5 separate regions of the Homo sapiens genome follow, and all the other regions are linked to region 1. The links are chromatin contacts, found by Hi-C or POLR2A ChIA-PET in ENCODE. All regions are on one chromosome and are shown on one strand. The core of a region is the stretch at or near the end of the contact, and the rest is flanking DNA. Distances in the headings are between cores, read along the strand shown.

Region 1 (5,144 bases), core at 1,397-3,896:
TCATTCTAATCCAACTTCAGTACTAAATGACATTCCCACTGGTTGCCATGACAGTTGACAATCACCGTGATGACCCGAAGAGACCAAAAAAAGGACAAAAAAAGGGGCAGCTCCTTGATTCCAGGAAAATCTACCTCCCTTCCCAAGAAAAAACATGAATATTCCTCCTCTTGTTCTTAATTTTTATTTTTTTTAGAGACAGGGTCTTACCATGTTGCCCAAGCTGGTCTCCAATTCCTGGGCTCAAGCTTTCCTTCTGCCTCCTCGCCTTGCTCTTAATGCCCAGCCCCTTCATTAAGGACACCTGACGACTAAGCTCTGATTCTTTTGTTTTTTTTTTCTGTTTTGTTTTGTTTTTGACACAGAGTCTCACTTTGTCAACCAAGCTGGAGTGCAGTGGCACAATCTCAGCTCATTGCAACCTCCGCCTCCCGGGTTCAAGTTGAGTCTCATGCCTCAGCCTCCCAATCAGCTAGAATCACAGGCGTGTGCCACCATGCCCAGCTAATTTTTGTATTTTTAGTAGAGACGGGGTTTCGCCATGTTGGCCAGGCTGGTCTTAAACTTCTGACCTCAAGCGATCCACCTGCCTTGGCCTCCCAAAATGCTGGGATTATAGGCGTGAGCCACCACGACCAGCCTAAACTCTTGATTTTTTTAATCCTGCCCAAATTCCTATCTAAGGGATCTGGGGAGTCATGACCTACAAACCATAAATTCTCATCAGATGGGTTTTATTTAATCCTATATATGATGACTTACTTTCCATTCTGACTCTGGCATAACATTACGTGACAAAAAGAAAGTCAAAATATTTTACCCCAAAACATGTTTCCTTGCCCTATTTTGCAATTTCTTCCATAAAGGACAGCATTTTCCCCCAAAAGCTATCCTTTGTGGGGTAAAATGTGCATCTGTAAAGAACATCTATTAACATAGCTAGATGTTTTTCTTCCAGGCCCTCCCAATCCTAAACGGATTAACTAAAAGTCTAACACCTTTTGAAGATCTGAATAGGAAACATTTGTCATCTATTATCTCTAAGAGCAGCCACCATAAGACTTCAAAAGAACCTTAGTCTCCACTATCTTTTATCTTAACCTGAACACTTCCTTTCTATCAATCCCAGGTCTTCAGACAAACTCAACCAATTGTCAACTAGAAAATATTTAAATTTACCTATAGCCTGGAAGCCCCCACCCCCACCCCTTTGCGTTGTCCCGCCTTCCTGGACCAAACCAATGTATTTAATGTATTTGACTGATGTCTCATGCCAACCTAAAACATAAAACCAAGCTGCACCCCGACCACCTTGGGCACATGTTCTCAGGGCCTCGAGAGGGCTGTATCACAGGCTGTGGTTACTCGTATTTGGCTCACAATAAATCTCTTCAAATATTTTGCACGGTTTTACTTTTCGTCAACACTCCCTATTACCTGTAACTTCTCAGTTTCCAAGAGCTGAGAGCTTGATTTGCGAGCTACCCTCCCACTTCTCCAATTCCATGGCCACTGAATGAAGGCTGCACTGCCTGATACTCACACTTGGTCTCATGCGCTGGCTCTGCAACAACGGACAGACAAGAGTTCCTTTGGGGGAAACCAGCTTCCCAGGTGACACTGTTGCCTCTGCTACATGCGCAAAGCGCAGCCTGGCACATAGTAGGTGCTCAAGAGAGGGAAAGCCGGGTCTATGAATTCAGGGACAGGGGCAGCACCAGAAGAGAGCAAGCTGGGGCCTGGCTGGCTGAACCCTGGCCCCGAGACCCCTGTGACCCCCCTTCTCATCAGGATGCACCACATGAACCTCCCCAACGCGAGGGCCAACAAGTGGCCCCAGATGAGACCGCGCCGGGAAGGGCCTGGGGCCACGCACAGATACTTCCGCCAGAAAAACACCACGCCGCGCCGTGCACCTCCGCCAGAGGAAGAAGGTCCCGCAGGGTCGGGGTAACCGCTCCATCCCCGACCGCAACCCTGGACCAGGTACAAGGAACAGATCCCTCCACCGGAACGCCGTGTCCCTCCGCCAGACACAGGAGTCCCCGCTCCCGTGCTCTCCTTCCCCGGCAGCCAGGCCCCGGTGCCGACTCCTCCGCCTCAGGGAGGCCCCGCCGCCGCCTAGATTCTCCGCCTGAAGCGGGACTCGCGACGGCAGGTTCCCTAGAATCCCTCTGTGTCCCTCCGCCCCGGGGAGGACCCTCCGCGCCCCTCTACAATCTTAAAGTCCCTCAGCGACGAGTCACCGCGCCGCGCGCTCTCGCGAGAGTCCACCGCACGGCCCCCCCCCCCTCCCCCAGCCCCTCGCCCGCCAGGACGCCTCGCGCGGGCCCCGCGGCGCTCGGTGGCAGGCGGCGCATGCGTGACTGCGGTTCCCAGCGCCCCCCGCGCTCTCCGCGGGCCGAGTGGACGAGGCCGAACGCGAGCAGCCTGCCGCTGCCCCCTGCGAGCCCTGGCTTCGCCCCGCAGCTCTTCTCCCTTCCGGGCGGAACAGTTTTTGCGGCCTTTCCTCGGCGGCAGCGGTTTCCTCAGGACGGTCGGGGCCGTCGTGGGCCCGAAAGAGCCCGGCGCCGCTCTCGGAATCCGGCGGCCCCAGCGGCACCCGCGGCGGCCTGGACGTGCTGCGGTGACCCGAGCCCGGAACCTGGCGCCGGGCGGGGCCTGCACATCCGGCCCCACCCACTCGGGGACTCGCCTCTCCGCGCCCGACCCGGGAGTAGCGGACACACCCCCTCCCGGCCCGGCTGTCCGCCTCCGCCCAGCCTTTCCTCAGCCTGCTTCATTTTTCTCCCAGTCGTCCAGCCTCCCGGTTTCCGACTTTGCACTAAGAGGGATGCACTCTGGAAAACCACATTGCGCGGTCACATCTTGTTTGGAGAAGAGGCCAGGCTTTTGCATCTTAGAGTATACGTTCACCTTTTCAAGGGCCTGGCATAGATTTGATTAATCAGCCTGGAATACCCTGTTCCTGCCGACCTGGCCGTTTTTACCTCCGTACCTTATCACACTCCCAGGAACATTAAGCAGGGAGCGCTTGGAGTCTTCTTTGGGTCCCCACCTTGAGCTAGACGTGAAGTTGACCCCTGGGCTGCAGCATGGCTGTCGCCCTCGACTCTCAGATCGACGCGCCCCTGGAGGTTGAGGGATGCCTAATAATGAAGGTGGAAAAGGACCCTGAGTGGGCATCAGAGCCCATTCTGGAAGGATCGGATAGCTCTGAGACCTTCCGCAAATGCTTCAGGCAATTCTGTTATGAGGATGTGACTGGACCCCATGAAGCTTTCAGTAAACTCTGGGAACTTTGCTGCCGGTGGCTGAAGCCAGAAATGCGTTCCAAGGAGCAAATACTTGAGCTGCTGGTGATTGAGCAGTTTCTCACCATTTTACCCGAGAAGATTCAGGCTTGGGCACAGAAGCAGTGTCCGCAAAGTGGAGAGGAAGCGGTGGCCCTGGTAGTGCATTTGGAGAAAGAGACTGGAAGACTAAGACAGCAGGTGAGAGAGGATTTTCCAAATTTTTGTACTTAGAAAAAAGGGAATGGGAAAGGCATGTGGGCAGGGATGTATTGCAGAAAGACGTGCTCTTCAGAGAAAGATAAATGGTACTAATAAAAGACCCTATAAGGGGGTCTTTTCACTTTAAGTGAATCCACTTAAAAGGGGATCAGAATTTCACATGAAATAGAAAAATAAAAGCTTTGATTGAAATATTATCTTACAATGGAAACCAGACATTATTCACCTAAGCATTTATCGTCATCTTTGGCATAATGTTTGCAACAAAACAATATAAGAGAACAATATGGTTTTGCGTCACAGAGGTTCACTTACGCATTTTGATCAAAAAAGGCTATTCTGTTCCCCCTTTAAAAAAAAAAAAAAAAGACTTCATCCGTTATCCCAGAGCCGTCTCCAAGCGTTTTACTGTTGCACTCAGTGTCTTCTGAAGTGCTCTCATGCCTTCATTTCTGTCACTCTCCTCCAGTCTAACTGCCACATCTTCATTTCTCAGTGGCTTGCATGCTCTTCTAGTTGTTCTTCAACCTCACTTTCATGAACCTCGTGAAATCCTGCAGCATTTGCAAGATTTGCGGTTTCACCTTGCATCAGACTTGCATTGTGTAGAGATCTATCAGCAGGTTGCTGTATTGGTCAGGGATAGACAGATAGATGTGGATATTAATTTTGTAAGTTTTCATTTCACTACTGTATATATTCATGTCCTGGTAACTTCTTTGCGAACGTAACAGATATAGAGTCAAATAATATCTATTCTAGCAACAAGGAGGCTCTTTCACTCCTGACAGATTTCCTTCTCTGTTTAGTATTAAATATTATTCTGGCCAGGCGCGGTGGCTCACATCTGTAATCCCAGCACTTTGGGAGGCCGAGGCATGTTGATCACCTGAGGTCAGGAATTCGAGACCAGCCTGACCAACATAATGAAACCCCATCTCTACTAAAAAAATATAAAATTAGCCGGTTGTGTTGGTGCATGCCTGTAATCCCAGCTACTTGGGAGGCTGAGAGAGGAGAATCGCTTGAACCTGGGAGGTGGAGGTTGCAGTGAGCCAAGATCGTGCCATTGCACTCCAGCCTGGGCAACAAAAGTGAAACTCTGTCTCAGAAAAAAGAACACTGTTCTGTTACCTTACACCCAGACTGCTGGACAGTACTCTCAGCCCAGCGCTCTCAGAGACTCCACTGGGAATGGAGTGGAATTTTCATTCCTTCTCATGTCTCTGTCCTTCTTTGATGTCTTTCCTGGGAGAATTTCGCCCTGATATGGGCCTGTTTTACTCCCTCTTATGGTATTGACTTCATTTCTCAGGTCAGCAGTCCCGTGCACCGGGAGAAGCACTCCCCACTTGGAGCAGCGTGGGAGGTGGCAGACTTCCAGCCAGAGCAGGTGGAGACCCAACCCAGGGCGGTGTCTCGGGAGGAACCTGGAAGCCTCCACTCAGGACACCAGGAACAGCTGAACCGAAAGCGAGAACGTCGGCCCTTACCCAAGAATGGTAAGAGGGAAGACTCGGAGCACGCCTAGTGCAGAGGCTGGGGCAGATTTCCGCAGTACCCCAACGCTGTGAATGTGCAGTGGAGGGCCTCCTTGATACATATTCAGAATAGGAGAAAGGTTTCATT
Region 2 (5,144 bases), core at 1,578-4,077, 3.0 Mb before region 1:
CATGTTAGTTTCAATTTTTCCTTCATTGCTCTTATCACAATAACTGATCCATTATTGTACAATATTTTACAAATAATTTGTCTTTAAATTCCATAAGGGCACACATATATTTGTTTTGCTCAGCATTGAATCCTTGAAATAGTGACTGTCACTTAGTGGACAACAATAAAGATTTGATAAAATAAATGTGCTTGAGGCTGGGCATGGTGGCTCATGCCTGTAATCCCAGAACTTTGGGAGGTCGAGGTGGGCGCATCACTTGAGGTCAGGAGGTGAGACCATCCTGGCCAACATGGCGAAACCCCGTCTCTACTAAAAATACAAAAATAAATTTAGCTGGGTGTGGTGGCAGGTGCCTGTAATCCCAGCTACTTGGGAGGCTGAGGCAGGAGAATTGCTTGAACCTGGGAGGCAGAGGTTGCAGTGAGCCGAGATTGCACCATTGTACTCCAGCCTGGGCAACAAGAGCGAAACTCCCTCTCAAGAGAAAAAAAAATAGTGCTTGATGGCCTGGCGCGGTGGCTCATGCCTGTAATCTCAGCACTTTGGGAGGACGAGGCGGGTGGATCACCTGAGGTCGGGAGTTTGAGACCAGCCTGACCAACATGGTGAAACCCCGTCTCTACTGAAAATACAAAAAATTAGTTGGGTGCGGTGGTGGGCTCCTGTAATCCCAGCTACTTGGGAGGCTGAGGCAGGAGAATTGCTTGAACCCAGGAGGCGGACGTTGCGGTGAGCCGAGATCATGCCATTGCACTCCAGCCTGGGCAACAAGACCGAAACTCTGTCTCATTAAAAAAAAAAAAAAAGTGCTTGAGGCTGGGAGTTTGAGGCTGCAGTGAGCCATGATCATGTCACTGCAACAGAGTGAGACCCTTTCTCCAAAAACAAACAAACAAACAAACAAACAAAAAACTAAAAAACCCCTGAAAGCTATTGCTTTCAGTGGTAAAGTGTTGTATCAGTGGTTCTCCAAATGTGGTATCTAGACCTGCAGCATCAGCTTCATTTGGGAGCTTGTTAGAAATGCAAATTATTCAGCCCCATCTCAAACCTACTGGATGGGAAAGTCTATGAGTGGAGCGAGTAATCTTTGTTTTAACAGTCCTTCTGGGTGAATTGATTCAGATCACACTGAGGTTTGACAGGAAAGAAAAATAGCTCAGGGAAGTCTGAGTTATGTGAAGTATGCAAAATTTGTCAGGTCCACTGAGACTTGTGTATGGGAGTTCGGGCACACTCCCACCTCCACATGCTCGGGGACAATTGTTTAAAGATATTTTGTTCCAGACTAGCTGCCTCCCCCATTTCCTTCAGGTTCCTGAAATTTGTGATACAAAGAACAATGTATAGGCAATAGCTTATGTTATTTTTTCCCCCTTTCTCATCATTCCTATTCAACCTTATGTTATGCCTCTTTTTTCCTTAGAAACCCACTTGAAGCCAGGCGGGAGGGCTCACGCCTGTAATCCCAGCACTTTGGGAGGCCGAGGCTGGCGGATCACCTGAGGTCGGGAGTTCAAGACCAGCCTGGCCACTATGGTGAAACTCCGTTTCTACTAAAAATAAAAAAAATAGCCGGGCATCATGGTGGGTGCCTGTAGTCCCAGCTACTCGAGAGGCTGAGGCAGGATAATCGTTTGAACCCGGGAGGCGGAAGTTGCAGTGAGCTGAGATTGCACCATTGCACTCCAGCCTGGGCGACAAAGCGAGACTCCGTCTCAAACAACAACAACAACAAACTACACTCTAGTCTGGGCGACAGAGCAAGACCCTGTCTTAAAAACAAACAAACAAACAAGGAAACCCCATTTGTAACTGCCACTAATTGGACTATACTTCTGGTGGGCCATCTTCAAGCTTCGGGCTTGAATAAACCCTATACTTAAATACTATTTTCTCAATCTCGTTATTTAAGGTTGACAAGGGCCATTGGGTTACATAGATTTGCTCCAATCTATGTAGTAGGCACACCCGCGGGCTCAACCTCAGCTGTTTGGGATAGTTTCCTGACTGTTTCTTAAAATTAGCACTTTCAGCCTGGCTGGATGACTCATACCTGTAATCCCAGCACTTTGGAAGGCTGAGGCAGGAAAGCTGCTTGAGCCCAGGAGTTCCAGACCAGCCCAAGCATCAAAAGGAGGCCTCACCTCTGCAAAAAATAAAAAAATTTAGCTGGGCATGGTGGCGCACCAGGAGGTTGAGGCTGCAGTGAGCCATGATTGTGTTACCGCACTCCAGCCTGGGCAACAGAGCAAGAACCTGTCCCCAAAAATAAAACAAAATAAAGATGAGCACTTTCACGAGTAAAGTGGATTGGAGGATGGGAACAGGAATCCAACACATTCTCTGCCTCTCTCAGCACCTTGGCTATCGAAGTTACGTTTATCTCCCCTGTCCTAGCATCCACAGCAGGGCCTGGAATATAGTCGGGCAAGAGTGTGTGGACTGCATGAATGTAAGCTCCATAGGGCCGCGTGTCGTCACGCTGCCAGCTCGATGCTCCGCCCGTAAAAGGCACTCACTAAAATTTTAGCGGAATGAATGGGCGAAAAAAGCGAAAGGGAAACCACGCCTTTACTAAAATGGCAGCCCGGGCTCCCTTTACCAAGATGGCTGCCGGCCCGCGTGGACGCACGGGCGGTGGGCGCAGGGGGCGGGGCAAGAGAGGGCGTGGTAAGAAGGCGGGGCCAGTGGGAGCCGTCAGGTGCAGCCCCGCCCTCCGCCCTCCGCCCGCTCCCCCCGCTCGCCCCGCTCGATTCCGGATTGGTCCGGTTCCAGCGCCGCAGCCCGGCGGCCGCGCTGTGGGGCCGCCCGGCGCTCGCCACTTCCGGCGCGTTGGGGCTGTTGGTCGGGGGCGGCCGCGCGGTACTAGCGGGCGGCTCCAGGGCGGGCGCGCGCAAGGATGCTCTAGGGGGCGGCGGCAGTGGCCGTGTGGGTTGAGGCTGCGAGGACAGCGCGGGCCCCCGGGCCTCTCCCCTGAGCCGGCCGCCTGGGCCGCGCGGTCGAGGCCTGTCAGCCTCCGCCCGTTCAGCCTCGGGGCCGGGGCCGCCGCCACCTCTGCCCGCGGAGGCCGGGGAGCCCCTGCCTGGGCCCGCAGCCTCCCCCGCGGGGGTCGGGCCCGGGCGGGGGTCCCGAGCAGCTGCCCTCCTCGCCGGCATCCGAGCCTCATTTCCTGCTTTTTCAGTTTCCTTGGGGAGGGGCGGGTGGGTCTGGATGAATTGTCTCGGGGTCCCCCGATGAGGCGACCCGGGCGGCCCTGCCCTTTTTAGAGGGTCCCCTCGGGGCCCGGTGGGGAAGGGGTTGTCTTTGCATGGGTGGGGGACTTCCCGAGTCTGCCGGGACCATGACCTGAACTGTGCGAGCGGGACGTGTCCGAAGCCCAAGAACCAGCTCATCTGAGCCGCCCCCTCCCCGGCCAGCATGGTAAGTGGAATTGGAGCCCCCTTCCCTCCTGGGGTGCCCTACCGGAAGGGTGGGAATGGGCCCCGGGGCTGCTGAGCCATCGCTGCTCTCCCCATGGCGGGGAGAGGCGCGTGCGGAGCCTGGCCGGTGACACATGCGTGCAGAGTGTGCAGCCCCGGCCCTGCGCTCCCATCCCCCCAGGGATGATGGCTCAGGCCTGGGAGGGCCCTGGGAGCGCAGCAGGCACAACCCTTGCATCTGGTGTTTGCCTCCTGCAGCTCCTCCGGATAATAACTATCGTTTATTGAGGGCTTACTACTTGCCAAGGCCCTGCGCGAAGTGATTGACAGTGCAGTAGTATTTAATGATCACACCAGCCCTCTGTTCGGAAGTGGGGAGACTGAGGCACGGAGCAATTAATTCCCCAGCTCAAGGTCAAGCGACTTTTTAACAGTGTTAAGATTTGAACCTAGGCATCTGACTTTGAACCTAGGCATCTCTAATACACTTAGAGAGCTGGGTGATTGTAGGAGAAACATCTCATCTAGCTGTAGGTTTATATATGAGGAAACAGAGCGATTTACAGAGGTCACTTGCACAGGTGATGGCAAAGTCAGGAATGGTCGTGATCTTTTGACACTGAGGCTGCTATTCTACATGCTCTGATCTCTGCTGAAGCTACCTTCCACGTTTTCTAGACCGATACTTTCAATACTCCCCTAAATGTGTGTACTCACATCTCTTTGTGTATCCACATCTCCACGTTTTCTAGACCGATACTTTCAATACTCCCCTAAATGTGTGTACCCACATCTCTTTGTTAAGCATTTGCCTTTTTGCTCTTGTAATTATTTCTGAGCCTTATCTGTCTATTGCGGTATACACAGCTCCTTCAAAGACCAAATTGTTTGAACCCTTATCTGCTCCAGCTCCTGGCACATAGTAAGCCCTTGGTAAGTACTGGATCACCTAGCCTGTGGTTGAGCACCTCGAGGAGTGGAGCTGTTCTCCTCAGTTTCACCCATTTTACCCCTGCCAAGTTAGTGGTATAATAGAGAAAGGGACATAGCTGCATCTTTTGTGATACAGACCTTAAGGCCTGTGGAATTTTCGAAACATTCAAGGGGCCTGTGGGTAGTGTGTAGGTCCTGAGATATGGAGCTTACAACCAGCTGGGTAAAGTACACCATTAATGCTGAGCAGCACCGTACAGTATATGCTATACGTATAGTGTATGTGTTTTATTTTTATTTGTTTTGAGACAGGGTCTTGCTTTGTTTCCTAGGCTGGAGTGCAGTGGCACGTTCATGGCTCACTGCAGCCTCGACCTCCTGGGCTCAAGCAGTCCTCCCACCTTAGCCTCCCAAGTAGCTGGGGCTGCAGGCAAGTGCCACCATGCCTGGCTAATTTTTTGTGGAGATGAGGTCTCACCACGTTCCCCAGGCTGGTCTTGAACCTGAGCTCAAGTGATCCGTCCTCCTCAGCCTCCCAAAGTGCTGGGATTACAGGCGTGAGCCACCGTGCACAGCTGAGTCTATGTATTTTAACATATATATTACACAGTATGAATTGTGGCAAATCAGTTAAGCTCTCAGTTCCAATTTCCTCAACTATGAAATTTGGGGATAGGATTTCTCTAAAGAGTAATCTAGAGGTATGAGGTATAACATTTAGTGGCTAATGAAAGTAGCACTCATTCCTTCCTTCATTTATTCTTTCAGTAATGCTTTTTTTTTTTT
Region 3 (5,144 bases), core at 1,145-3,644, 2.2 Mb before region 1:
CTTCCTTCCGCCTAGGCACTGGGGTGGCAACAGCAAGAGTTGAATCTAGGCCAGGCATGGTGGCTTACGCCTGTAATCCCAGCACTTTGGGAGGCTGAGGCAGGATGAGGCCAGGAGTTTGAGACCAGCCTGGGCAACATGGTGAAAAACCCATCTCTACAAAAAATACAAAAATTAACCAGGCATAGTGCCTGTAGTCCCGGCTACCCAGGAGGCTGAAGCAGGAGGACCGCTTGAGCCAGGAGGTCGAGGCTGCAGTGAGCTATGTTGGTGTCACTGTACTCCAGCCTGGGCAACAGAGTGAGACCCTGGCTCAAAAAAAAAGGAGTTGAATCTGTGTTCTCCTGGGACTTCCAAACAATGAGTAAGCAAATGAGATTGTTTCAGGTGGCTGCTATGGAGAAAATAAAACAGGATAATATAAGGCAATTGACCTCAGAGGAGGAGAATGGAGAGGGATTTGTTATTTGAGGGGAAATATTTGGGCTGAGCCCTGAATGTTGAGGAATCAGCCAGGCAAAGATTTAGGGGAGCGGCAGGGCAAAGGCCCCAAGGCAGGATGCCTCAGCTTTTTCAAGAAATGTAAGAAGGTCCAGGAGGCTGGAGGGCAGTGAGCGAGGGGTGGTGTTGGGGGACGTGAGGCCAGAGTGGTGGCTGGGCGGGCAGGGTCCCACTTATCAGGCTCCTTGTCGTGAAGGACTGGTTGTGGTCACATCTGCAGAGGGAAGTCCTTGGGGGTTTTGAGGCAGGGCAGGAATGTGTGGTCTGATTTAGGCATGGAAGGATTACTCTGGCTGCTGTGGAGAATGGTCAGGGATTGGGGAAAGTGACATGGGGAAGGAGGGAGACCAGTCAGCTGGGGACCATGGTGAGAAAGAACAGTGGCATAGACTAGATGGGCCAGTGCAGGTGGCACGAACCCGATGCATTGGAAGGTAGAGCCCACCTGACGTGCTTTTGGCTGGGTGGGAGGCCAAGGGACAGAGTGGTAGACGAGATGATTCTGTGTTGATTCCCTCTGTCTGCATCCAAAAGAAATCGGCTTGGGAGTGAATAGCCCCCCTGTCTCGTCAGTTCCCTGTCCTTTGTGGTCTCTGGAAGTGTGACGTGGTGGTCCGAGAATTGGGATTGCTGACTTCCTCAGCACCCCTCCCCCTGATACACACACTCACACACACACTCACTGACACACACATACGCCAGCCTGGGCCTCCCACGATCGGTCACTTCCTCTATAAAGCATCAGCCGCAGCCTCTGCCTCCACATACCCCAGCCCTCTCCGTGGCCGGCTGGAGAACCCTACTCACCCTCGCCGCCCTGTGTTGCAGACTTTCCGCCTCTATCGGGAGTACAAGGACCACGTTCTTGTGAAGGCCTTCATGGAGTGCCAGAAGAGGAGCTTGGTCAACCGGCGCCGGGTCAACCACACGCTGGGCCCCAAGAAGAACCGGGCCCTCCCCTTCGTGCCAATGTCCTACCAGCTATCCCAGACCTACTACAGGTGAGTACCTGTCAGGAGCCTTGGGTACTCCGAGGTGGAGCCACGCCCTGTCTGTAAAGAGGAGCAAAGGAAGCACTGTGGCCATGAAAGCGTGTAGGAGCCAGGGACCTTCGCAGCCTCATGTGCAAGATGCCGGCTTGGGTTTCCTGCAGCCCCTTACCTCCTTCGTGGTATGGGGATCAGGTGAGCGCTGGCAGCTTCTTTGTGTTGGCGGCGTTACCATTTTGCAGGTGGTTTGTTTCCGTTTCTCTCGTCAGATGGAGTGAAATCAGTTTGCATTTAATAATTGGCCTGGCTGGAAGTCCACCCTCCTGTTCCAGCATAGCCTCAGTCCCTCTTCCGCGTAGCCCTGAGACCTGGGAAGCCTCCTGGGCCCATTCGCAGCACCAACAGCCAGTGCAGGATTGGGGTGCGGAGGTGCATTCAGACAGGCATCCTCCTGGGGCTCCCTCCTGAAGCGCTCTTGCAGTGTGGCTTCATGCCGCAGAGGGCGTTGCACCACCAGCCTCCTGACCACACGCAGAGAGTCCCTGAGAACATTCCTAAGCTGCCGTCTTGACGGCTTCCCCTTCACACCATTCTCCTTCCCCGCACTCAGGTCTGCACGGGGCTGCAGTCAGATGCTCAGAGACAGCACCATGAATCTTCTTTTGGTTCTTTGATCCCATCCCTTCCCCACGACGGCAGACACTTCCTCCTCCCCAGACCCTGACCCCGAATGACCCTCAGGCCTCTGGGAAGTAGGTGTGGCAGCAGAAGATACGTGCCCAAATCCAACAAGGCCATTTGTCACGGAGACACTGCTCTGACCGCATGTCCCCATCTGAACCGAGGGCAGTGGTCACAGACAAGGAAGGCCTTTTTGGTCCCTCCCTCTGACCCTGGTAGCAGGGTCATGGAATGTTGCTCTCTGGACAGAGCCGGGGAAGTGACTCACCAGGCACTGCGTGGAGACAGCTTGGGCACATGTGTAAGACCAGGGCTGGCTTTGTGCGGAGACTATTATTACAGAAAGCGTGTTCACCATCCCTAGTTCAGCAGCTGTGTACAGTGAGCCCCTGTAAGGTGAGCCTGCCAGCGCCCTCCTGGAGCGCCAGGTGAGGCCACATTGAATTAGATGAGGAGACAGGACTCTGCCCGGAAGGTACTCAGGCAAGCGGGGAAGAGAGACACAAACACCGCTAGGTGGGAATGCAGCACCTTCATCTGGGATGGGACAGAGAGCTTTAGGGAAGAAGTGGGGCGTTTTGCTTAGTTCTCACCATAATGGTTTGACGTGCTCATAGTCCATCCAAATGAAGGCTTCCCACAGCTGGCCCTCAGTCAGGCCCTTCCTTTCTTTTTGTCTGTAGGATTTTTACGTGGCGATTTCCAAGCACCATCTGCACGGAGTCATTCCAGTTTTTGGACAGAATGCGGGCTGCCGGCAAGTTGGACCAGCCTGATCGTTTCTCTTTCAAAGACCAGGATAATAACGAGCCCACAAACGACATGGTGGCCTTTTCACTGGACGGCCCTGGAGGAAATTGTGTGGCCGTCCTGACCCTCTTCTCTCTGGGCCTCATTTCTGTGGATGTCAGGATCCCGGAGCAGATCATCGTGGTAGACAGCTCAATGGTGGAGAATGAGGTCATCAAAAGGTAAGAGTCCGGCATCCGCAGCATCAGGTCTGGCCACGTGCTAGGCATTGGCCAGATACAGACGGGCAGGGGTCAGCAGTGCCTTCTGGGAGCTTGTGGGATGGGAGTTGCAGATGAGTGACTGGGGATTATAGGCCGGTGTCTAAGGTGTCCTCTGCTGGTGCCTCCCAGGTGTTATGGGAATCAGCCAAAGAGAAGGACGCAGCACAGCGGGGCAGGGGAGGGGCAGGGAAGAGAAGGGAGGACTGTTCCTGAGGGCCTCGCAACAGAACTGGGGCTTCCTGGGGAAATGGGTGTTTTCTGGGCTGAGAGACGGGCAAAAGGAACAGTCCCCACAGAGATACAGCTATGTGACAAGGGGTGAGCGCGGTGCACGGGAAGGTGGGAAAGGGGATGGATCTGGGGCAGCCATCCACACCAGCCTTGGTAATGAAGCATAGCCAGTTGCTGGGGCCACTGCTGAAGCCCAGCCACAGAGGCCTCTTGAGGGAGGGGAGAGGCTGCAGTAGCAACTGGCTGGCCTATGCTCAGGTATCCAGGTCACAATTCCCTTCTAGCTTGGGGAAGGACGGCAGCCTGGAGGATGACGAGGATGAAGAGGATGACTTGGACGAAGGTGTAGGGGGCAAGCGCCGGAGCATGGAGGTGAAACCTGCGCAAGCCTCCCACACCAACTACCTGCTGATGAGGGGCTACTACTCCCCCGGCATCGTCAGCACCCGCAACCTCAACCCCAACGACAGCATTGTGGTCAACTCCTGCCAGATGAAGTTCCAGCTCCGCTGCACCCCTGTGCCCGCCCGGCTCAGGCCCGCTGGTGAGTGCTCCTGCTGGTGCTGTGGGAGGGCCTGGCCTCGCCATCATCCAGGAAGACCCTGAGGCCTGGCCTGGGACCTAGACCTTCAGGCTCCCCAGGCCAGGCGTGCAGCCACAGAACACACAGAAAAACACACCCCATCCTTGCAGCCAACTCAAGGGATGCCTTCCCCAGGTGCCTGTGCTGTGCCCACACCTCTGTGGGAAAGCTCCCCGCACCGCCTCTTTTAGTCACAGCTGTGCTGCAGGCACCAGCAGTCACTCAGGTGGGCTCACAAGGAAGAGCAGAGCACTTCCGCTTCCCCACCCCGCCCACTCTCCACGGGCGGCCCTGTCACTGCCCGGGCTCTAGTCTCCTGGTGCTTAGCTCTGCAACTCTAAAGTGTGTGCTCTTAGGAAACTTTTAGGTATTATCTTTTGACCCCTTGCTAGGAAAGATAAGTATTCCGCTCACATTCATGATCTCCTGCCTCCTTTACTTCCAATTTTGACACTATTTTAGTTCTGTTGATGACCTTTGAAACTTTACTTTTTATTTTTATTTATTTATTTGAAATGATTGAGACGGGGACTCGCTATGTTGCCCAGGCTGGTTTCAAACTCCTGGCCTTAAGTGATTTTCCCACCTCCGCCTCCCAAAGTGATGGGATTACAGGCATGAACCACCACACCAAGCCTATTTTTTAGGGTCTTGCTCAGTTGCTCAGGCTGGAGTGCAGTGGCACGATGATAGCTCACTGTCATCTCTAGCTCTTGGGCTCAGGTCATCCTCCTGTCTCAGTCTCCTAAGTAGCTTGGACTATAGGCATGTGCCACCACAGCCAGCTAATTTTTTAATTTTTTGTAGAGACGGGGCCTTCCTCTGTTGCCCAGGCTGGTCTCAGGCCTCAAGGGATTCTCCCGCCATGGCCTCCCAAAGTGCTGGGACAACAGGCATGAGCTACCATGCCAGACCTAGTTTATGTAATATTCTAAATCCTTTGTTGCCATTTCAATGATGTTCTCAGCGTCTTTACCAGGAGTAGATTCTATGTCAAGAAACTCAAGAAACCACCTTCTTTGCTCATCTATAAGAAGCAAGTCCCCATCTGTTCAAGTTTGATCCTGAGATTGCAGCAGTTCCATCCCATCTTCAGACTCTACCTCTAGTTCTCTTGTTATTTCCAAGGCATCTGCAGTTACTTTC
Region 4 (5,144 bases), core at 1,479-3,978, 2.2 Mb before region 1:
GGTATAATAAGTGTGATGGAAAAAACAAAACCAGGCAGTGGGGTGTTGCACTTTGAATAAAGGACCCAACCCAGAGTGGAGAAGGTGACGTCCGAGCAGACTTGACTCCATCCTCTCATCTTACACGAATGCGTGGGTGTTTCCTGATGGCAGACAAGTCCTCTCCTTGTTCTTTCCTGTCGAGAGTTTAAAGGAAGCGCCTGCTTTCTTTCCTGTCGAGAGTTTAAAGGAAGCGCCTGCTTCCTTTACTGTCAGTGGAATGGGCTCCTGGGAGGGGCAGTGCACGTGCTCACTGCTCCATCTTCCACCGGAAGTCCCCTTCTTGGGTTCCACCGGTGCCCTGGGACTGGGTGGGCTGTGCAGGGTTGTGCCATACCATGGGGCCAGCAGCCGGGCTCAGGCAAACAACATCCCCAGATAGGAGGGAGGAAGGGGCTTTCACCTCCAGCGGGGGGACCAAAAGGAGCTCAGGAATGGGGCAGAGCATGATGGACTCCAGGCAAATCACTGCCTTTTTCTGGGCCTTCACTTCCCTCTGTCTCCTTCCCTTGTTAGAGCATCTGGGACCCCCAGACAGCATCCCAGGCTGAGATCTCGCAGGAACTGTTGATGGTTGGAGAGCTGGGGTTATGTGTTCGTTGAATCCCAGCAGAAAGCAGTGCAAGCTTCAAGGCATCTGGAGGGAAGCATTTATGAACTCTCTGGGAAGGAGATTGGGAAGGGCTGGGGCCACAGCCCTCTTCTCCTCTGACCTGGAGCCTAGCTCAAGGTGATGATAGAAAGACAACGCACCTCTGGCCGGGCGTGGTGGCTCACGCCTGCAATCCCAGCACTTTGGGAGGCTGAGGCGGGCAGATCACTTCAGGTCAGGAGTACGAGACCAGCCTTGCCAACATGGTGAAACCCCGTCTCTACTAAAAATACAAAAATTAGCCAAGTGTGGTGGCACGTGCCTATAATCCCAGCTACTCAGGAGGCTGAAGCAGGAGAATTGCTTGAACCTGGGAGGCGGAGGTTTCAATGAGCAGAGATCACGCTATTGTACTCCAGCCTGGGTGACAGTGTCAGACTCTGTCTAAAAACCAAACAACAAAAACAAAAAACAAACAAAAACACTAAGACAACTGACATCTAATAAGGGCTTGCTCCACCCTCTGTTTTCATTCCTGGAGCAAGCCAAGAGGCTGATTCCTAACCTCCACTTTATAAAAGAGAAAACTGAGGCGCAGCGACAGCAAATGACTTGCCCTTGGAGCCTGGTCTTCTGGGCCCTTTGAATGGGGTGATATGGTTTGGCTCTTTGTCCCCTCCAAATCCCATGTTGAACTGTGATTCTCAACGTTGGAGGTGAGACCTGCGGGGAGGTGATTCATGGGGGCAGACCCTCCTGAACAGCTTAGCACTATCCCCTTGGTGATGAGTGGGTTCTCGCTCAGTCACTTCATGGGAGATCTGGTGGGTTTGTTTGTTTGTTTTTGTTTTGTTTTGTTTTGTTTGAGACAGAGTATGGCTCTGTTGCCCAGGCTGGAGTACAGTGGTGTGATCTCGGCTCTCTGCAACCTCTGCCTCCTGGGTTCAAGCAGTTGTCCTGTCTCAGCCTCCCAAGCAGCTGGGACTACAGGCACAAGCCACCAAGCCCAGCTGATTTTTGTATTTTTTTTTTTTAGCAGAGATGGGGTTTCACCATATTGCTCAGGCTGGTCTCGATCTCCTGACCTCAGGTGATCCACCCACCTCGGCCTCCCAAAGTGCTGGGATTACAGGCGTCAGCCACCGTGCCCAGCCAATCTGGTTGTTTAAAAGAGTCTGGGACCTCCCACTTTGCTCTCTTCCTCCTACTCTTGCCAGGTGACACGCAGGCTCCCCCTTAGCCTTCTGCTGTGATTGGAAGCTTCCTGAGGCCTCACCCAGAATAAATGCTGGTGCCATGCTTCCTGCACAACCTGCAGAACTGAGAGCCAATTAAGCCTCTTTGTAAATTACCTAGACCCTGGTATTTCTCTTTTTTATTTTTTGAGACAGGATCTTTCTGTCGCTCAGCGTGGAGTGCAGTGGCGCCATCTCAGCTCACTGCAACCTCTGCCTCCCGGATTCAAGTGATCCTCGTGTCTCAGCCTCCTGAGTAGCTGGGATTACAGGCATGTGCCACCATGCCAGACTCATTTTTGTATTTATAGTAGAGACAGGGTTTTGCCATGTTGGCCAGGCTGGTCTTGAACTCCTAGCCTCAAGGGATCCGCCTGCCTCGGCCTCCCAAAGTGCTGGGATTATAGGCGTGATCCCAGCCTAGCCTGGTATTTCTTTATAGTGACACAAGGACTAATACAAGGTCCTTCCTTAGGATAGAAGGAGAGTCCTTACTGTGGGGATAATATCAGAATAATGCTAGAACACTTTCTGCTGCAAGGGACAGAAACCCACCTCAAACCAGCTTAAGCAAAAAAGGAAATTTATCAGCTCATTGATTCAGCTAGGGTAGGCAGGGTTATGCTGTGGTAACAAACAGCCCCATCTCAGCAGCTTAGAACAACAAAGGATTGATTCCTTGCTCACGATACACGTCTATCACAAGTGAACTGAAACTTCAGTCCGTATCTCCTTGCTCAAGGACCCAGGTGCCCAGGCAGATGGAGCAGTCACCATCATCATCTGTCTCTGTGACAGAGGAAAAACACCCCAGGGGGTGTGGTAGCCATCTGAAAAATGCTCTGCCCAGAAGTGAGACTTATCACTTCTGCTCACAACTGCCCAGTCCCAGCCAGTCACATGGCCCCATCTGGCTACAGAGGGTCAGGATGTACAATCCTGCCATGTGCCCAGCATATGGTGAACAGCATAATGACTTCCATACTCATGTATCTAAACGGTCCAGGAGAAACGTGGTTTCAGGCATGGCTGGATCCGGGATCTCAAGAGCTATTACCATCTCTCAGCTCTGCTTTCTTGTGTGTTTCTTGCTGCCCCTCCCAGTACCCTCCTTACAGCTTAGTAATCCCAGCAGAAAGAGAGCATGGACCAGCTAGGGTATGTCTGTCCCTAAACTGTACTGTTGCCAGGGGGAAGAAATGTCCTACTGGGCAGGCCTGGTTCACATAGCCACTCCCAGAGCTGGGGTCAGCCACGTCTCCAAACTGCTGCACAGGCAGATGCAGCAGGCACCCACGGCGTCTGCTAAACCTTCCTCACCTCTTGATCTAGGTACGTTCCAGCAGAGCAAGGTGAAAAAGAGCTGAAAGTGGCATCAGAAGCCCAGAGTTCTGGTTCCAGCTCCGACCACTCATTCAGTGTGTGACCTCAGGCAGGTCACCAGCCTGAGCTGTGCCTTCATTTCATCTGTCAGACGGATGACTCTGCCCCTCAGAGCTTGCAGACGGCAAGGTGAGGAATGCGGCAGCTGGGAAAGTGACGTTGCTATCGGTCCCCCTTCCTCTTCAGTGAGTCTTGTCAGCAATTCTGGCCTGGTCTTTGGAGGGCGAGGAGCGCCTGTCCCACTTGCTCCTGACCCTTGGTCGTACCTCCAGGCCTTTGTCCAAGCTCTTCCCTCTGCCCCAAATAGCTGGTACATGTAACAACGCCTATTCATTTTTCCTTTTTTTTTTTTTTTATGAGACGTAGTCTCGCTCTGTCACCCAGGCTGGAGTGCAGTGGTGTGATCTCTGCTCGCTGCAACCTCCATCTCTCAGATTCTCCTGCCTCAGCCTCCTGAGTAGCTGGGGTTACAGGCACCCGCCACCGCACCCAGCTAATTTTTGTATTTTTAGTAGAGACTGGGTTTCACCACGTTGCCCAGGCTGGTCTCAAACTCCTGACCTCTAATGATCTGCCCGCCTCGGCCTCCCAAAGTGCTAGGATTACAGTCATGAGCCACCACTCCCAGCCTCCTATTCATTTTTCGAAGTCCAACCAACACCACCTCCTCCCTGAAGCCCCCTACTCCTCTTGATGTTCTCTCTGGGCTACCATCGGTGAGCTGGGACTCACTCATACCAGCCAGGAGGGCAGATTGTGCATATCTCTTCCCAACTCTGTGTTTAGACTCAAATCAGGAGCATGAAATTACACCATGGAAATAAGCAAATGCTACAAATCAGGCTTTATTGAGTGCCTACTATGTGCCAGGCTGGGACTAAAGGCAGTGAACAAAATAGAGTTGCTGGCCTGGTATAACTTGTGTTTTATCTTTATCTTTGTTTCCAGTATGCATTTATCTCTGTCTATCCAACCAATCATTCTTCCTTCAAGCTTTTTATTAAAGCCATTAAGAGTAATATCAAAGACTTTTGCACCAACTTAATACCATCTTCCTATCCACCCACACATCCATCCATCCTCCATCCACCCTCCTACCTACTAATCCCTCCTTTCAGGTGAGCCAGCTCTTGTCTCCAACTTTTATTTTTAAGAGACAGGGTCTTGATCTGTGACCCAGGCTGGAGTGCAACGGTGTAATCACAGCTCACTGCAGCCTCAAATTCCTGGGCTCCAGCGATCCTCCCACCTTAGCCTCCCGAGTAGCTGGGACTATAGGCAAGCACCACCACACCTGGCTAATTTTTTTAAAAAATAATAATTTTTGTAGAGATGGGGCCTTGCTATGTTGCCCAGGCTGGTCTCGAACTCCTGGCCTCAAGTGATCCACCTTCCTTGGCCTCCCAAAGTGCTGAGATCACAGGTGTGAGCCACTACGCCCGGCCCTCCAACTTTGCTCCTCTGTGTTTATAAGCTGAGTTCCCTTCAAAGGTGGGATTCTGAGGAGCCTCATCTGCCCCAGTCCAGAGTCCCCCAATCTGGCCTCAGGCCTTCCCCAACCATCTGTGTTCCCCTCCGCCACCCAGCAAGCTCTGGGTGCAGGAGAGCTGTGCTGCTTTCCTGGGAGCCTGTGGCTCAGGTGGCACCCACAGGTGGCTCCTGGAACCTGTTGCCCCCAAGAAGGTGTGAAAACCACAGCACATCTGGACCCAAGAGTCCCTAGGGTGCAGGTGCACGGGGTGTTGAGGGCTGCGCCTGCTCCGTGCAGAAGCTGTGTTTCCACTCTTGTGCTCCCATCCAAGTCTCACACCCCCCGATCCCAGGCTCACAGTCCCACTCTTATAACCATCAGTGTTCTAGAACCTTCCAGCCTCCTGCCAGGCACCGAGGACTCT
Region 5 (5,144 bases), core at 1,014-3,513, 2.1 Mb before region 1:
CACAGGAATGGTTCCAAGGCTAACCTCACAGGCTTGCAGCAAACAGGAACGGAGGTGTTGCCTCTGAAGCACTGTGTGCAGTGTCTGGGGCATCATAAGAACTTAAGGCCACCTCAGGAGCTCTAGGCCCCTGCTGGATGCTCTCCGAGTGACTTGGGCACACTTGAAGGCCCTCCCCCCAGCAGGGCTCCACCTCCCTCTCCACCTGGGCCCAGCACCCATGCATCCTACGCCTGCCACCTACACTTCTTCTTTTTTGTTTTTTAACATTTTATTTTATTTTATTTCATTTTATTTTTTTGAGACAGAGTTTCACTCTTGTTGCCCAGGCTGGAGTGCAATGGCGCGATCTCGGCTCACTGCAACCTCCGCCTCCCAGGTTCAAGCGATTCTCCTGCCTCAGCCTTCTGAGTAGCTGGGATTACAGGCATGGGCCACACACCCAACTAATTTTGTATTTTTAGTAGAGACAGGGTTTCTCCATGCTGGTCAGGCTGGTCTTGAACTCCCGACCCCAGGTGATCCGCCTGCCTCAGCCTCCCAAAGTGCTGGGATTACAGGCGTGAGCCACTGAGCCCGGCTGCCACCTGCACTTCTTAAACACACCAAACTCAGTCCCACCTCCATGCCTTTTCTCTCTCTGTCCCCTCCACCTGGAGGGACCTTCCCTTCCTCCCTTTCCTTTTTTTTTTTTTTTTTTTTGAGACAGAGTTTACTCTGTTACCCAAGCTAGAGTGTAGTGGCACAACCTCGACTCCCTGCAACCTCCACCTCCCGGGCTCAAGCAATCTTCCCACCTCAGCCTCCTGAGTAGCTGGGACCACAGATGTGCACCATGAGGCCTGGCTAAGTGTTTGTATTTTTGATAGAGATGGGGTCTCATTATGTTGCCCAGGCTGGTCTCGAACTCCTGAGTTCAAGCGATCTGCCCACCTTGGTCTCCCAAAGTGCTGGGATTACAGGCGTGAGCCACTGTACCCGGCCCTTCCTCCCTTACGCGTGCTTTTCCTCTCTTCCCCTAATTTATGATGGTGCAAAATCAATGGGTGTTCAGTAGAAGCAGTACTTGGAGCACCCATACGACCATTCTGTTTTTCACTCTCAGTATTCCATAAACTACACAAGCTATTCAACACTTTATAACAAAACAGGCTTTGTGTTAGATGACTTTGCCCAACTGTAGGCTAATGCAAGTGTTCCGAGCTAAGTTAAGCTATAACGTTCAGTAGGTTAGGAGTATGAAGTACATTTCTGACTTAATAATATTTTCAACTTATGATGAGTTTATGGGGACAAAACCCCATCATTAAGAAACATCTGTGTATGAGACACATAAACACACTCACATATCTCCATAATGAATAAATTACCCCAATACCTCAGTGTGCATGTCAGAAAAACAAGGACATTCTCTGCATAATCACAATACAACCATCGAAATCAGGAAATTAACAGTGATGCATCACCACTATCTCATCCACGGCCCCTATTTATGTTTTGCTAATTGCCTCAATAATGCCCTTTATACGTCCAGGATGCAATCCAAGATCATTCATCACATTTGATTATCATGCCTTCCTAGTGACCAGGTCTTGGCTTCTAAATACTATTCTGTACTGAAAGGAACCAGAGCGCCTTAGAGAAATAGCTGATTCCAGGAGAAGGAAAAGTACCAGATAGGCTTGGAATTCTTGTGCCAGACAATAAGGAAGTACTCAGCAGCTAGCCTGACCTGGACAAAACAGGCACATTTTGAGCATCAAAATGAATATTATGGTATCCACTTGTAACCCTTGGAGTTAAAGTCCAGGAGTCTGTATTGACATAGATCAATAAATGGAGGAGGCCGGGTGCAGTGTGGTGTGTGCCTGTAATCCCAACTTCTTGGGAGGCTGAGGCAGGAGGATGGCTTGAGCCTGGGAGTTGGAGGCTGCAGTGAGCTATGATCGCACCACCGCACTCCAGCCTGGGCAACAGAGTCAGACTTCATCTCTAATAAATAAATAAACAGGGAAGAAGGGAAAGCTCTATTTTACTATGACAGCCTCAAAGTAACTCCCTGCAAAACTTGTATTGTATATTAACTAATGAGTGAAAATACATATCAATGAACGTTACAATACAGAAACCTGGCAGACACCACCTTCACCAAGTGATCTAAACTCACCAACAAGAATGGGACAAATCCCCAACATCACCTCCCTGAAACAATTCCTGAGAAGAGCACAGCATGTCTTTTCCTGGGTTCCTGCCAAGGATGCATACATCATTTGGAAACGTCAGACAAATGTACACCAAGGGCCAGTCTATATACAAGAACTGGCCGCTGCTCCTCACGAAGTGCCAGGGGTGCAAAGGACAAGCCAGCGTGGGACATCTGTCCCTTTTTAAATTGTCTGTCATCCTGACAGCCAGGGTCTGTCCCATTCACTGCCGAGTCCCCAGTATCTACAACGGTGCCTGGCACATAGGACGTGTTCAGTAACTGTTTGTTGATTAAATTCATTTTGGACATGATGTGGGGCCCCTAACTGGCTCAGCATGAGGCTGCAAAGCTCTCTCTAGGGGAAGGCTCTGTATCGGCTCAAAGGTTGAACTCGTCTTCCTTGCTGAGAGTTACAAAAGTAAAGTCTCAAGTAAAGGAGGGGCGGGAATGGGGTGGTGGGTTCCTGACACTGATTTCCTTGGCAAGTCCTAGTAACTTTTACTCTCACAACTACACAGATGCCCACAGTATCCTGTGGCAGAGATGGCAAAGGTGTCACTTTAGCCTCAATTATGAATAAAGAGAAACAGAGAGGCCAAGACGCCTGTCCAAAGTCACACAGCAGAAGACTTTCATGGTAAAGTCCTCCAGGGAAACAGGGGAGTCAACAACCCTGTCAAGATTCACTAAAACATCCCAGCATGGCGTCAGGATTGATATCCTTAATCTGTTGTGGAAGGCACGCCCAGACTTACGCATGCCCATGTGCACACACACGTGCCGCAGCTAGCTTCTCAGGGATGTGTGGGTGCTACATTTCAGGAGAGATCACAGATGCAGTGGGAGAAGAGGCTTCCCTGAACATCAGAGGCAAAAAGAACAAAGATGCAGGTGAGTAAAAGAATTAAAAAGATAAGTGCCAGGTTATCGCGTTCAAGTACACGGCAAGAGGAGATGATTTCAAGTTCCCATTCTAAATCAAGAGACTCCTGGCTGGGCGCGGTGGCTCACGCCTGTAATCCCAGCACTTCGGGAGGCTGAGGCAGGCAGATCATGAGGTCAGGAGATCGAGACCATCCTGGCTAACATGGTGAAACTCAGTCTCTACTAAAAATACAAAAAATTAGCTGGGCGTGGTGGCGGGTGCCTGTAGTCCCAGCTACTCAGGAGGCTGAGGCAGGAGAATGGCTTGAACCCGGGAGGCGGAGCTTGCAGTGAGCCAAGATTGAGCCACTGCACTCCAGCCTGGGTGACAGAGCAAGACTGTCTCAGAAAAAAAAAAAAGAGATTCCTGAAGTGGTGGAGTTGGAAGGGGTCTCAGCGGTCACCTGCCAAGCTCAACTGCCAACCTGGACAAGGATGTCCTGCGAACACCCCACTTCTGACATGCTGCTAGGCAGTTTCAGCCCATATGCCACCACAGATGGAGCAATCACTCTCAGGTCTCAGTTAAGCAGAGCCATTGGAAACAGCCTCCTTATGTTGAGTCAAGGCTTTGTGTGAACAAAATCCCTGCTTGCCCAGCACTTACCTTGTACTTGACACTTTGCTAGGTGCTTTAGAAGTATTACCTCACCGAATCCACACAAGAATCCTGAAAGGTAGGCTGTTATCCCAACTGTCTAGCTAAGGAAACTGAGGCCAGAGAGGCCAAATAACCCATCCACCAGGTCCCACAGCTGGTAAAAGGTCAGAGCTAGAATCAGAACCCACGTTTGTTTGCTTCCGAGCCCACCGTGGATTCCAGTATACCAGTTCCTTCAATCTCATCTCCTAAAACTGCAGGCTGAACCCAATAAGATGAAATAAAATGAGCCGGGCAGAGTTGGCCATCCTGCTTGTCAATTTCAAACAACAGTTCCGCAAGTGTAGGATAAGAAAATCTGACTGAGCAGCAGAAAAGTCCTGAGGATTTTATCATCTGCAAAATCTCCAAAAGCCAATGGTGAAGCAGCAACTTAAAAAAAAAAAAAGAGTCACCCGAGGTCATATTAACAGAGGTATCCATTTATAGACTGTTACATCTCACAACAGCAGAATATACATTCTCCTCAGGTTCATGTGGAATAATCACCAAGACAGACCACATTCTGGGACATAAAACAACCTTAAGAGATTGAAAACATTAGAAATCACACAACATATGCTCTTAGGCCACAATGGATTCAAATTAGAAGTCACTAGCAGGAAGAAAGCCAGAAAATTTCCAAGTATTTGGAGATTTAAAAACACACTTCCGAATAACATATGGATCAAAGAAGAAATCACAAGAGAAACTAAAAATATTTTTAACTAAATAAAAATGAAAATATAGCCTATCAAAATCGGTGAGACGTAGCAAAAGCAGTGCTTAGAGGGAAATTTATATTATTGAATGTATATCTTAGAAAGAAAGTTCTAAAATCAATAATCTGTTTCCATCTAGAGTACTAGAAACAGAAAAGCAATATATGTCTAAAACAAGCAGAAGAAAAAAATACAAAATTGGAGCATACATCAATGAAATTAAAAATAGAAAATTAATCGAGGAAAATCAATGAAATCAAAAATTGGTTCTTCGAAAAGATCAATGAAATTGATAAATCTCTACCTAGGCGAATCAAAAAAATGAGAGAGAAGGCACTAATTAATAATAATGTGATATGGCCTGGCTCTGTGTCCCCACCCAAATCTCACCTTGAATTGTAATATGAATTGTAATCCCCACGTGTTGGGGGAAGGACCTCATGGGAGGTGATTAGATTACGGGAGCAGTTCCCCCATGCTGTTTTCGTGACAGTGAGTGAGTTCTCCTGAGATCTGATGGTTTTATAAAGGGCTTTCCCCCCCTTTCCTTGGCGTGTCTCCTTCCTGACGTCATGTGAAAAAGGATGTCTTTGCTTCCCTTTCCGCCATGATAATATGTTTCCTGAAGCCTCCCCAGCCCTGCAGAACTGTG

Evidence for each region. Hi-C counts contacts between places; a loop is a spot of excess contacts on that map. ChIA-PET counts read pairs that join two places held with the same protein, here RNA polymerase II (POLR2A). Pooled maps may share reads with other maps.
Region 2: a map of naive thymus-derived CD4-positive, alpha-beta T cell shows a loop between it and region 1 (13-fold over the local background). The contact joins the promoter of XPO6 here to the promoter of ZKSCAN2-DT in region 1. A Hi-C loop is called at or near these places in 2 of 168 maps with a recorded cell type or tissue (CD4-positive, alpha-beta memory T cell and naive thymus-derived CD4-positive, alpha-beta T cell), 1 of 37 single-sample maps with no recorded cell type and 10 of 50 pooled maps.
Region 3: a loop to region 1 is called in a map of IMR-90, with 4 times the contacts of the local background. The contact joins the enhancer-like site here to the promoter of ZKSCAN2-DT in region 1. A Hi-C loop is called at or near these places in 1 of 168 maps with a recorded cell type or tissue (IMR-90) and 1 of 50 pooled maps.
Region 4: a loop to region 1 is called in a map with no recorded cell type, with 4 times the contacts of the local background. The contact joins the promoter of IL21R-AS1 here to the promoter of ZKSCAN2-DT in region 1. A Hi-C loop is called at or near these places in 2 of 168 maps with a recorded cell type or tissue (IMR-90 and naive thymus-derived CD4-positive, alpha-beta T cell), 1 of 37 single-sample maps with no recorded cell type and 6 of 50 pooled maps.
Region 5: a loop to region 1 is called in a map of ascending aorta, with 10 times the contacts of the local background. The contact joins the enhancer-like site here to the promoter of ZKSCAN2-DT in region 1. A Hi-C loop is called at or near these places in 2 of 168 maps with a recorded cell type or tissue (ascending aorta and chondrocyte). POLR2A ChIA-PET finds 5 or more read pairs at or near these places in 1 of 52 experiments (H1).

The regions. Positions count from the first base shown.
Region 1 is chr16:25,255,079-25,260,222 of GRCh38, reverse strand. It overlaps ZKSCAN2-DT (ZKSCAN2 divergent transcript), which reads right to left and starts at 2,646. Exons shown (of 1, transcript NR_170220.1): 1 at 1-2,646. It overlaps ZKSCAN2 (zinc finger with KRAB and SCAN domains 2), which reads left to right and starts at 2,378. Exons shown (of 7, transcript NM_001012981.5): 1 at 2,378-3,494; 2 at 4,831-5,017. The coding sequence starts at 3,096. RefSeq lists enhancers at 1,517-1,596, 1,717-2,036, 2,452-3,012 and silencers at 2,247-2,446, 2,527-2,766.
Region 2 is chr16:28,209,648-28,214,791 of GRCh38, reverse strand. XPO6 (exportin 6) reads left to right here and starts at 2,827. Exons shown (of 24, transcript NM_015171.4): 1 at 2,827-3,426. The coding sequence starts at 3,424. RefSeq lists a silencer at 2,590-3,079 and an enhancer at 2,709-3,707.
Region 3 is chr16:27,468,106-27,473,249 of GRCh38, reverse strand. It overlaps GTF3C1 (general transcription factor IIIC subunit 1), which reads left to right. Exons shown (of 37, transcript NM_001520.4): 30 at 1,330-1,502; 31 at 2,855-3,142; 32 at 3,700-3,959. Among named protein-coding and RNA genes, the nearest start is that of IL21R-AS1, 17 kb to the right of the region's middle. RefSeq lists an enhancer at 1,427-1,928. Within about 2 kb of position 2,394, at least 3 of the 41 ENCODE cell types and tissues checked have a DNase peak (open chromatin) inside an H3K27ac peak, as active enhancers do.
Region 4 is chr16:27,450,977-27,456,120 of GRCh38, reverse strand. IL21R-AS1 (IL21R antisense RNA 1) reads left to right here and starts at 2,728. Exons shown (of 3, transcript NR_037158.1): 1 at 2,728-3,024; 2 at 3,199-3,378. IL21R (interleukin 21 receptor) reads right to left here. Exons shown (of 9, transcript NM_181078.3): 9 at 4,079-5,144. RefSeq lists an enhancer at 3,221-3,320.
Region 5 is chr16:27,332,235-27,337,378 of GRCh38, reverse strand. The region is part of intron 2 of IL4R (interleukin 4 receptor); the gene reads right to left. Among named protein-coding and RNA genes, the nearest start is that of IL4R, 21 kb to the right of the region's middle. Within about 2 kb of position 2,263, at least 2 of the 41 ENCODE cell types and tissues checked have a DNase peak (open chromatin) inside an H3K27ac peak, as active enhancers do.